2 separate regions of the Homo sapiens genome follow, and region 2 is linked to region 1. Evidence: chromatin contacts called from ENCODE Hi-C or POLR2A ChIA-PET data. All regions are on one chromosome and are shown on one strand. The core of a region is the stretch at or near the end of the contact, and the rest is flanking DNA. Distances in the headings are between cores, read along the strand shown. Region 1 overlaps ALK (ALK receptor tyrosine kinase). Region 2 overlaps ALK (ALK receptor tyrosine kinase).

Region 1 (5,302 bases), core at 1,906-4,405:
GTAGAACCATGATTTAATCAAACCCAGAAGAGATTTTCCATGGCATAACAAGGGAGAGTGACAAGGATTGCAAAAGACTTTCTACAGAATCCTTTTTAAAAACATTGAGCTCTTGTAATACATTGTAAATACTATACATCCTCAAAAATTTGATTTACATAAATTTCACTAAGACATCAATGGCATTCAGTGAGGTACCTCCAAAACTACTCTCTCAAATGGTTCCTGATGCTGTTATCTCATTGGTGTGGGTGGAGGGACTGGCGCCCTGTTCCTTAGCATACAGTCATATTCTTTAGGGGCCAAGAAATGTACTTAAGACCCCAGCATGGTACAGTGATTAAGCTCATGGACTCTAGAATCAAATTTCTGAGTCCAAGTCGGGTTCCACCACTGATTGATTGTATAGTTTGTTTGGGCAGTTAATTAACCTCTTGGGGCTTCAGTTTCCTCACTGGGAAAGTGAACACATTTATAGTGCCTATCCTGAAGAGTGAGGATTAAATAGATAATGTCCAAAGGGCTTGGAAGAGCATTGGGCACAAAGTAAGCACTGCAGTATTTAGCCCACAGGGTGCCTGGCACACTGTATCAACATTCAGAAGGACACTGGGGGAAGAGGAAGAGAACTTGAGCCAGAAATCAGACTGTAAGCTCCAAGAGAGCAGGCCATGTCTTGTGCTTCTTTGTACTCCCTCACTGCACCTGCATCAACATCTTGCGTGTAGTAGAAAACCTACACGTAGTTTGGGTTTGGCCAGTCATCTCGTTCTGGACACTCACAGGAGAAATTCCTGTCTGGCTCAGTTTCAGGAATAGCTATGCACCCTCTGAGCAATTTGTTTCCTGTCAAGTTGTAGACATTGTGAAACTGACCAGATTCACTTCTCCTTCTGTGGCTAATAGAAATCCCAGGGTGGTGGTTCTGTGGCCAGCAGAGGGACAGACAACAGGATTGCCCCTGCTAAGGGATGCAGGCAGAATCAAGCCCCTCGAGTTTCTCATAAAATAAAAACTCACAGACAGAAAACAAATAAGAATGGAAAAGATGTAGAAATGATTTTTTAATCCGAGGAGTGGTTAAATTAAAACCAAGGCTCCACTTGGCAAGCAAATGGGACTTTGTGATATGCAATTTGTAGCAGCTTACTCCTGGTTTGATTTTATAACTCGACATTCGCCACTTCCTTCTCACCCTCTTCTAGGCTATGCTATCCTACTAGATTTTATGTATCTCTGTGAACCACCTTAAATCCTTTTTGGAAGAATTCTGAGCACAAATAAATAGATTCATTAAATTAAATTGTGTTTGAGAAACCATGCTATCTCATGCAGATGGTGGAATTACACAGTCATTGCTGATATTTCTCAGGTGTCTGAGAGCAGGTACCTAGAAAGGAAGGCTTTTTGAGAGAACATATAAATGAAGACAGATGGTTGGCCCACCGGAGAGGACGGGAGGATCCTTAAGAGCATTTGGTCTTTAAATTTACTCTTCGCTGGGTTTAATATGAGCCAAATTTCAGAAAAAGAAATGTCAAGGTACAAATGATATTATTCTAATACTTCATCATTTCTCTAATAACCTTTGAGTTGATCAATAGCTTAAACAGGTGTTTCGTTTTACTGGCCTGTTTTATTTTTCCTGCAGTCTAATTTGCTCTGGGCTGTTTCTGCTATTCCCTGCCCTTTTCCAGAACTTGGCTCAGCAGGCATAATGAAAGGAAGGGAATAAGTCCATTCCACACTCACATTATTTATATTTATATATATTCATATGATTTCACATTCAGGTTTTCAGACCATTTGTCTAATGCTGATGGGTCTTTGAATTCCCAATGTTGGGAGAAATGTTTTTATCAGGAAAATAAATAACCAAAATAGAAATATGCATTTCTAGATTTGTAAGCCCTACCATTTATTTTATGTGAATCCTAAATGCAGAATGCAGGAAGTTGATTTCCTCCTCCCGGGCGGGCTAAACCCCAGTGGCAGAAAAAAATGGATATTGCATTTCTCTGGGGGACTATGTGAGGTTCACTCAGGGCTTTCAAACCCCACCAACCCTACAGGGGCCTCTGTTGCCTATGGGGCCCGAGTGCAGAAAGATGGACACTAGGCAGAGTTTTGGGGACAGGACTCTGATGAGCATCAGGCCTACAGGGACTGGCGACTGGTCCAGCTGAGCCCTGAGGCTGATGCCTACCACGAAGGACCTTCTTCAAACCCAGCTCAGTCCTGGTCTCCGGGAAGTTAAAGTCATCGTACACTATCTCAAGACACCACAATCATCAGTGGATTCCCAGAGAAGAACTGGTGTCATCTTCAAGAATTTCCTGCAAAGTCTAGAAAGTGAGTTAACCAGTAGTTCTGTGTTTCACCAGTCACATTCACCTGGAAAATGTAACAAATGCCCCACCCTGGACCTACTGAATGACATCGCGAAGAGTGGGGCCCAGGGCTCTGCATTTTTAAACCCTATCCTTGGTGATTTGGAGGTGCACTGAAACTTCAGAGCTATTGGCCGTAGGTGTGCTTGCCAATTGTGACTGAAATTCATTCTGAGCCCATGCAGAGAGTTTTCCTCCTGTCTGTGGCCCCAAATAGCGTGATGTCACTTGTCTTTTAGAAAGATGAGTCAGAAAAGGGATGAGAAATGATGGAGGCGGGGGAGAAGAGAAGCGGGTGGGAGAGCATATGAAACCAGGTCAGGAGCCCCCCATGATGGAGGCATAGCCACAGTGTGCCTTTGTGCCAATCTAACTTCCAGGGCATTCCAGAAGCCTGCCCCACTCCCACCTCCTCCCTCCAGGCTCCTGCAGCCTGCTCTTGCTGACTACCACGGCTGCCTCCTATCTCTCTGCACAGTTACACACGGGGCATGAATATTTAAAGACCTCTGCCTCGCCCAGCCACAAACAAGAAAGAACGCTGTGGTTTTGGTTTTCTTTTTGTGTTCCTCCTCTCCGCCACAAGCTCTTCTCTGCAGGAAACTGGGGAGCCACTTACAATATATTCTGATGTTATTTTTATTTTTATTTTTCTGAGCTCCAGTTCAAATAATTAAAGTTGCCACCGGGGAGGGAAGGCTTGCAGTGGCTTTCATGTGCTCACTTGCTGTCAGACCTGCTCGAATCCGCCTCGGCTTTGAGACACCCGCGGATGTGTCTGGCATTGCAGCCGCTGGTAATAAAGAGCACGGCAGAGTGGCGGCTGACACCACCCCAGCCCCCTGCCTTTCACACACCCCAGCAGCCTGAATGTCTCAACAAGCCCCGTGTGGTTTGAAATTCTATTTTATTTGAATAGCCTGCCTGTGACTAGAATAATTTAAACCACGTTCTCAGGCCTTCTGGGCCTGCAAGGAGAAAAAGTGGACTTTCCTCATTTTCTTTCCCCTCCAAGGCATGGAAGCAGTTTTTCTTGTGTGAGCTACAGAAGTGCAATTTGATCCAAAAATGAGATGGGATCCCCCCAATTTGTGGTGGTCAGTTCCTCAATGCTGGTTTTCCTACCTGGCCAGAGCTGCAGTTGCGTCTCCCCTCTTCTCACACATACATATGTACACGCAAACACACACACACATACACACATGCGTGCACACACCCTCTGGGATCTTGGGACACAGCCGAACCTTTCCACCCCTGACGTCACCTCTAGCAATAAAAGGAATCAGGTTGGATTAGCTGTGGGGAGCTGCTGTGATCTAGGCAGAAGGTGACCAGCGGGCCCCTTCCACGTCTACATGGGCCTGGAGAAAAGGGGACCCATCCTTTGTGTCATTAAAACCAGCAAATGTAGCCCAGAGGGATGTGAGAAGACGCCATGGCCCCTGGAGTTGACCTTGGCCATCCATCCCTGAAGCCCTTCTCAAAGGAAGGCACCCGAAGGCAGGGAATTTTTCTGTAAATTGCTCTCTGATTGATTTTGTAAGACTTTTCAGGGTGCTGGTGATCATCCCTGGAAACAGGCTTATCCTTCCCTCCAGCCTCTCAGTGTGACGCAGAAGCAGGGAAGCCGAGAGGCAGGCTGTGTTGATTGGGCTTATTGAAGCTTGCCCCCGACCTCGGCAGCAGGCAAATAGGACTCTGAAGATGGGAAAAAGAGAGGAACTTTTCTGACTGCTGTGTTTTTAAAGTTTATTAAACTCAGTGACAAAATCTTCTGTGGAAAGTCAAGAAAAGGAGGATAAGAGTAAGAAAACTTAGTATCAGATGGCATGAGACCGAGGAAAAACAAAAGCAGAAGGGGACCTTCCTTTATCAGCCCCCACCAAACTCTCGACAGGAGCCAAAGAAGATGAGCATAACTATTGAATTCAACTCGTTTTCCAGAGCAGATCCTATGCATCACGGGCTCCCCATCCAGATCATGAAATTCACCTCAAGACCCACAGCTAATAAACACAAGACCAAACCTAGATCTTATGATTCTGAGTTTCATGCTCTTCCTGTCACACTGCCCTGCTGGAGACAGATGGAACCTTCTCAACTTGGGGAGAGTTGATGAGAGCTTCAAAAGCATCAGAACTGGCATTACTGTCACCTAACTCAGAGCCCCACCACCTCATTTCTGCAGGCAGATAGAGAATCCCACCCCATTGTGTAAACAAAGAGTTCTCCCCTTCGTCTCTCCACAGGCTGGGAGTAGTCACTGGGTCTAACTCCTGAGCCACCAAGGGGACACTGCCACTCACCTACAGGACTCAAATGGAGTTTGTTCATTGGGTGGGCCTCATTCTCGGCCCCATGTGATCCAACTTACTTTAGCAAATCAGGAAGGAGAAGCCATTCCAGGAGGCCTCATGGGCTTGATTGCAAATAAAGTTGTTATTTCCTGGAGCCAGTTTACCTTCTGCATAGAACGGATGACCATCTAGGGAGAAGAATATTGCACACTTCCCCTCTCTGGGCTGACTGGTAGAAGAACAAGCAAGCCCCTATCAGAGCCCACCTGGGACCAGCCTCTCTGCCCATGCATGGCCAAGCAATGCTACACTTTGTGGTGTTTGTAAAACCCTTCTTGTAAATAGTTGGGGACCAGTACCAAGCTAGAGGGATTCCAGGGTAATGTTATCTCTATCTCCCTCACTAAGCCCAAGTCCCTTTGGTCAGGTATTTGGGGACCAAGATACTCATCAGGCAGAGTTCCTGTGGATGTCCAACCCCCATCTCATCTGATGCTGTGACATCTCTGCAGTGACAGAATGTGCCTGAATTGGGAGAAAGCAAGTCCAGCTCTAGGAGTCAGTGCTTGCCTAAATTAAGAGCAGATCCAGCTAGTCTGGCTGGGGATTGTTTTC
Region 2 (5,302 bases), core at 785-3,284, 210 kb before region 1:
TTGTTTACAGGAGAAAAAGCCCAACTGTCTAGCTATGCTTAGACTTGGCTTCCTTCTAAGAGAATACCTTTTCAGAAGGGTCCCACCTGAACGATAACTGTTACCCATTGTCCATCCCCATGGTGTGCAGGGGAGAGATCCTGCCTGTTGCTTTGGCAATAAGGCTGAATGGCCTCCTTCGTAATTTCTTGAAAGTCTTCTCCCCACTCCCAGCCATTAACCCATCTGTATTTAGTTGCACTTAGAAGGACTACAAGCTGCTGCAGTCTCATCAGGAATGAAATCTTGACATCAAAAAGAATGCTCTCCCCATTCCTAAACTCATATCCATCTTCTTGCCTCTGAAATGCCTCTCTGGGCTGGCTGAGAAGGTCCCAGCTACCAAGGACTCTTGCTCTATTCACCAGATATCAGTGTGGCATAGCAGGTGTCTGGGCTGCCCCTTGTTTGGGACCAGCTATCTTCTGGCACCAAGCCTCCCTCCAGCACGGCTTCTCTTTCCAGTAAGAAGCCTGGATGGGAAGACTTCTTATCTGAGGGCAGGGCTATGTGCCATCCTATAGGTATTTGCCCAGCCTCATATTCTGAGAGCTGCATATTCTGACTTATCACTCTCAACATTCCTTCCTTCCCTACCAGGACTGGCAGAGACCAGGGAGTGCTGCTTGAGGCTTCTGAGCCCTCAGGCATCAGTCCATTGTGGTGCTGGTGGCGGGTGGGAGGATTCACTGATGTGGCTGGGAGAGGTGGAGTTGGAGTCTGAGAATACCCATGAGTGTGAGAAAAGGTGCCAGAGGGGTTTCAGCACTTCTTGTGTGGCCTGGCCTGTTTCCCTGTGTAGCATAGTCAGGAAAATAACTCCTCGGGTATGACTGGCCATAGGGCCTTGCAAATAGTTTTTCCCTCTTTACCTTTCTATGCTCATATAGGAAGTCAATTCTCATTTAAAAGAGGAGAAAACTGAGGCAGAGAGAGGAAATAGGAAGTGATGTGGTCCAAACTGGACTCTTTCCAGGAGACCTGAAGCCTCTTAGGGAGAAAGGGTGGAGTTGGGAAAGAGAAAGGGAAATATGAAAGAATCTTGCAAAAAAAAAAAAAAAAAAAAAAGAGCGATTATTTTGATTATTTGATCCTTCAAGACAAATGAGCCCTGGGACTTGCCATGTCAGTGCCTTCAGGGGCAGCCTTCCCTCCACATGATGCCATGGTCACCTGCCTCAACGTCCACCTGGCCACCCAACTTATCCTCTTCCCAAGGCAATGCCTCCATCACCAGAGGAGCTGCTCTGTCCTCTGGAGGGTGTGAGTTGAGCAGGAGAGAGGAATTGGGACTGAGCTGAGGCAAATTCAGTGACTTGATGGCTTTGTCTGGGGCAGAGTTTAGTGATGAGCTGGAGTGATTCCAGATTTAAAGATGCCTGGACCAGCCTCCTCACCTCCCATGAGATCTGTGTGGTGAGGGTAGAAGGTGGCAGCAGAAAGGACAATCAATGGACCATCCACTGCAGCGCAGAGCTACTCTTGTGGGTGCCTTGGCCAGCTGCAAGGAACAGGGCATTTGCCCAGCAAATCAAAACTTGCCCAGCTTTGCACTGTTCAGAGTTTGGGATCACAAAGGATGGAGATTTGCCTGCTCTCTGATTATGGGGTCGCTGCTAGTCTCAAGAATCTTTGGATTTGCAGTACTCAGCAGTTTGCCTTGCCGAAAGCTTGCTCTGTTTAATGTCAGAGATGACCTCACTAGCATAGTGCTCAGAGCAGCGAGGGGGACACAGTGATATCCTGGTGATGTTGAATGTGATGATTACGAATGGGGCTGGCTTCCTCTCATAACAGGAGACGGTGGTTTGGGGACCACTATTTGGAAAACAACATTCCGTGTTTGTAGTAACGAGGGAGGAAGTTGTAATAATAAAGTCGGCTGGGGAGAGCCTGACTCAGAGGAGTGGGCTGAGGAATGACAAGTCAGACGCCACCAAGTTCCCCGGAAACCACTGTGTCGTGAGCAGGTGGTGCCGGCTGTCGTGCACGGGTGGGGCAGGAGCAGCAGACTGGTTGGAAGCACCCGGAGGCAGAAGGCAGGGGAAAGGCAGTTGGAGAAGCACAGCAGCTGCTGCCTTCCTGGTTGCCTGGAAAGCAGCAGAGTATATGAGGTCTAATGAATCACAGAGCATGAGTGGCCACGTTGGCCAAGGCTGCCGGGCTTTGGCTGGAGTCTCGCAGGGGACAGACAGATGAGTGCCCAGCCTGCTCATCTGCATGGCCAGAATGACCAGAGAAGCAAGGAAGCAGAGAAATAGGGGCTACCAAACAGCCTAGGCCCGGCTGATCACAGAGTCACATAGGCATAGGACATCTTAGCTAGAAATTAGTGGCCATAAAGTCCCCATGAACTGAATGAATAGGATAATACTTATGTAAAATGGTGAGCTGTGAAATGGCATATGGAAAATGGCTCGCACAGTGCCTGGCTATCATTGGCACTAATAAGTGCTAGGTCCTTTTGGGTTCAAACATTCATCTCACCATCATGGATTGAGTGCCTCTTGTGTGGCAGGTGCCAAAGATGACACAGCCAAAGACAACAAGGTCACAGCTTTCAAGGAACATCTAGTCCAGTAAGGAAGACACAAGCAGAATAGCAACAGCACATGCTTATGTGAATGTTTTAAAATTGAGGCTCGTATTATTAAGAGGCTGAGCTAAGATCGCTAGTGGCAGATCCAGCAGAAGCAGCCGGCTAGGGAGCCACCCACTGCACCACACTGCCATTCTGATGTGTCTCAGAAGATCAATCCAGCAGCAATTGTCTGTGTAAAATTGGTCCTCTCCCGGATGCAAGAACGCAAGCTTGATGGTGGGTGGCGTGTAGGGCTATAGGAGACACTCTCCAGGGCTCCTACCCAGAAGGCCACCTCGTGTCTTGTTTCCTTTCGAAGCACATGACTTTTTCCCACAGCAGCGGGTATCTGGGGACTTTATTATGTATGACCAGAACTACACAGTGTGTGGAGGGAAGAATTGGGCCTCAAGGGGATAGAAGTTGCCAATCATTTGGATTACTAATACTTGAAAAGATATTTTAAACCGGAAGTCGTTGAGGAAACTCAGGCTTGAGCCAAGATAAGCTGTCAGGGCATTTTAAAGCACAAATAAGCCTCAGTCCAGAGGGTGGTGGTGAATTGAAATTCTCAGCACAAAGCCTTGCCTTTCTGCAGGACCTCAACCCCTAGACCCGGAAGATACGGGAGTCTAACCTCCTCCCCTTTCCATGTTGGTTTCCTGATGGGGAACATGAAGCCCAGGCGGGTGATGTGATGTAATGTGACGTGATGAAGGTCAAACTGCAGGCTCAGACCCGGCACAATGGCTCACACCTGTAATCCCAGCACTTTGGGAGACCAAGGCGGGAGGATCACTTGGGGCCAGGAGTTCAAGACCAGCCTGGGCAACATAGCGAGACCCCCAACCTCTACAAAAAAAATATATTTTTAGTTAGCCAGGCATGGTGGTACATGCCTGTAATCCCAGCTATTCATGAGGCTGAGGCAGGAGGCTTGCTTGAGCCCAAGAGGTTGAGGCTGCAGTAAACTGTGATCATGCCACTGCACTCCAGCCTGGGTGACAGAGCAAGACCCTGTCTCAAAAAAACAAACTAAGAAACAAAACTGCCTGCTCGTGGCAAAGCCAGGACTCATCTCCACAGTGGCACCCTGGAAAGGTCTGTTTCCCAGCTGCCCAGCTGCATCAGGAAACCCTCAAACTCACTGCCCTTAGATTAAAATCTGCAGCCACCCTCCCCAAGTGAAGAAAAATTTGCATTCATGCTGGGTACCCACACAGCTGCCGCGCTTACTTAAGGCAGTCAGTTCTGACCAAAGATCCCAGCTTTAAAACCAGTAGCAATCCTAATAGGAAATGTGCCAAGGTAATTTAACTCAAAAAGATATTGATTTGTGGCCATCAGGAGGTATGGTTTCAATCCTGATTCCACCGCTAATTTGCAGCATGGTTATGGACAACCACAGTATTGCCCAGCCGTAGCTTCTTACCTTCTAAAGTGGAAGCTCTGGTTGCCCTCTGCTCCCCTCTTCTGTCCTGGCAATGCCAGCAACCTATCCTCAGATGCCATCCAGGACTAGGGCAGCAGGAAGTAATTCTCCCCACCCCAGACTCCTGCTCCCTGGACAAAGAGGAACCTCCCTACTGGCCCACTGATACCTTCACCACTAATGCACAGAACCCTGGCTGTTCCTGTCAGTAGACAGGCCAAGCGAGAGATGGTCTCAGGGCAGGGCACCTGTGGAAAGATGCCACCAGGTATTTGCTTCTGAAAAGGGACCTGATTGCTTTTCCCAGGCTGCTCTGGGTTGAACTTCAGTCAGCCCAGTGCAATGTGGCAAGTCTTGACAGCTGAGGAAATCAGAGCCTGTGGCATTCAGCCTCCATGGTCAAAAGTTCTCTTCGAATCTTGCCTGCATGATAAATGAGATCAGAAATAAAAAAGGTGATCATTTATTGAAACTGATGCCCTCAAGTGGCAGTGTCACAATGATTTCAGGCCCAGCTTTTTCTCACTTTCAAAGTCATTCATAGAGTCAGCTTCTCTCTTTTCCCCCATGGTCTGAATAACACACTAATAAATATACAATAAGGCCTTTAATGTCTAGGTGATTTACACTAAAAAGAGAGAGCCATTCAAAGGCTCTAAAGGTAATTTTTAAAAGCCTTAAAACTCACACCCAGGCTTGTCAGGGGGATATTTCTCAGACACCTTGTTACAGGAGCAATCACGTAGCTCGAAGTTCTCTGAGCACACAGTGGGCAGGAGACTTGAGCTCTAAGTATTCTTGGAGGAAATTCTTCACACACAATATGAGCTTGGACAAGTCTCAGAATCTCTACAAGCCTCATCTTTGTCAAATGGTAGTAATTGTGCCACTCACGGGGTTGTCGTGGGTTTAAATTAGATCAACAAGCAGAGCAGGTGCTGATAGTGCCTAACCCCCTGCCTCCCAGGCTGTCTGTCTAAGGGACACTCTCCTCTCAGGCTGCTCAGGGTCATGGGAGAGTGGGCAGGAAGAGAGCCAGGGTTACAGATTTCACTTAAACCCCTCCTTCTCAGAGTAACCACTTGTGTTCTCCAAGATAGATCCCAAAGTACCAGTCCCATTGAGTATACCTGGATTTACCATATTCCTCCCCACTTTAAGTAGTAATATTGAAGCAACTACTAAAATGCTAGTCCTCTTAAGAGGAACTGGACCTTCAGCGATTAACATAGTAGGTCTCAAGCTTTAGT

The links. Hi-C counts contacts between places; a loop is a spot of excess contacts on that map. ChIA-PET counts read pairs that join two places held with the same protein, here RNA polymerase II (POLR2A). Pooled maps may share reads with other maps.
Region 2: a pooled map shows a loop between it and region 1 (6-fold over the local background). The contact joins two enhancer-like sites. A Hi-C loop is called at or near these places in 1 of 37 single-sample maps with no recorded cell type and 5 of 50 pooled maps. POLR2A ChIA-PET finds 5 or more read pairs at or near these places in 1 of 52 experiments (SK-N-SH).

The regions. Positions count from the first base shown.
Region 1 is chr2:29,312,769-29,318,070 of GRCh38, reverse strand. The region is part of intron 8 of ALK (ALK receptor tyrosine kinase); the gene reads left to right. Among named protein-coding and RNA genes, the nearest start is that of CLIP4, 200 kb to the right of the region's middle. Within about 2 kb of position 3,155, at least 6 of the 41 ENCODE cell types and tissues checked have a DNase peak (open chromatin) inside an H3K27ac peak, as active enhancers do.
Region 2 is chr2:29,525,868-29,531,169 of GRCh38, reverse strand. All of the region lies in intron 4 of ALK (ALK receptor tyrosine kinase), which reads left to right. Among named protein-coding and RNA genes, the nearest start is that of ALK, 390 kb to the left of the region's middle. Within about 2 kb of position 2,034, at least 2 of the 41 ENCODE cell types and tissues checked have a DNase peak (open chromatin) inside an H3K27ac peak, as active enhancers do.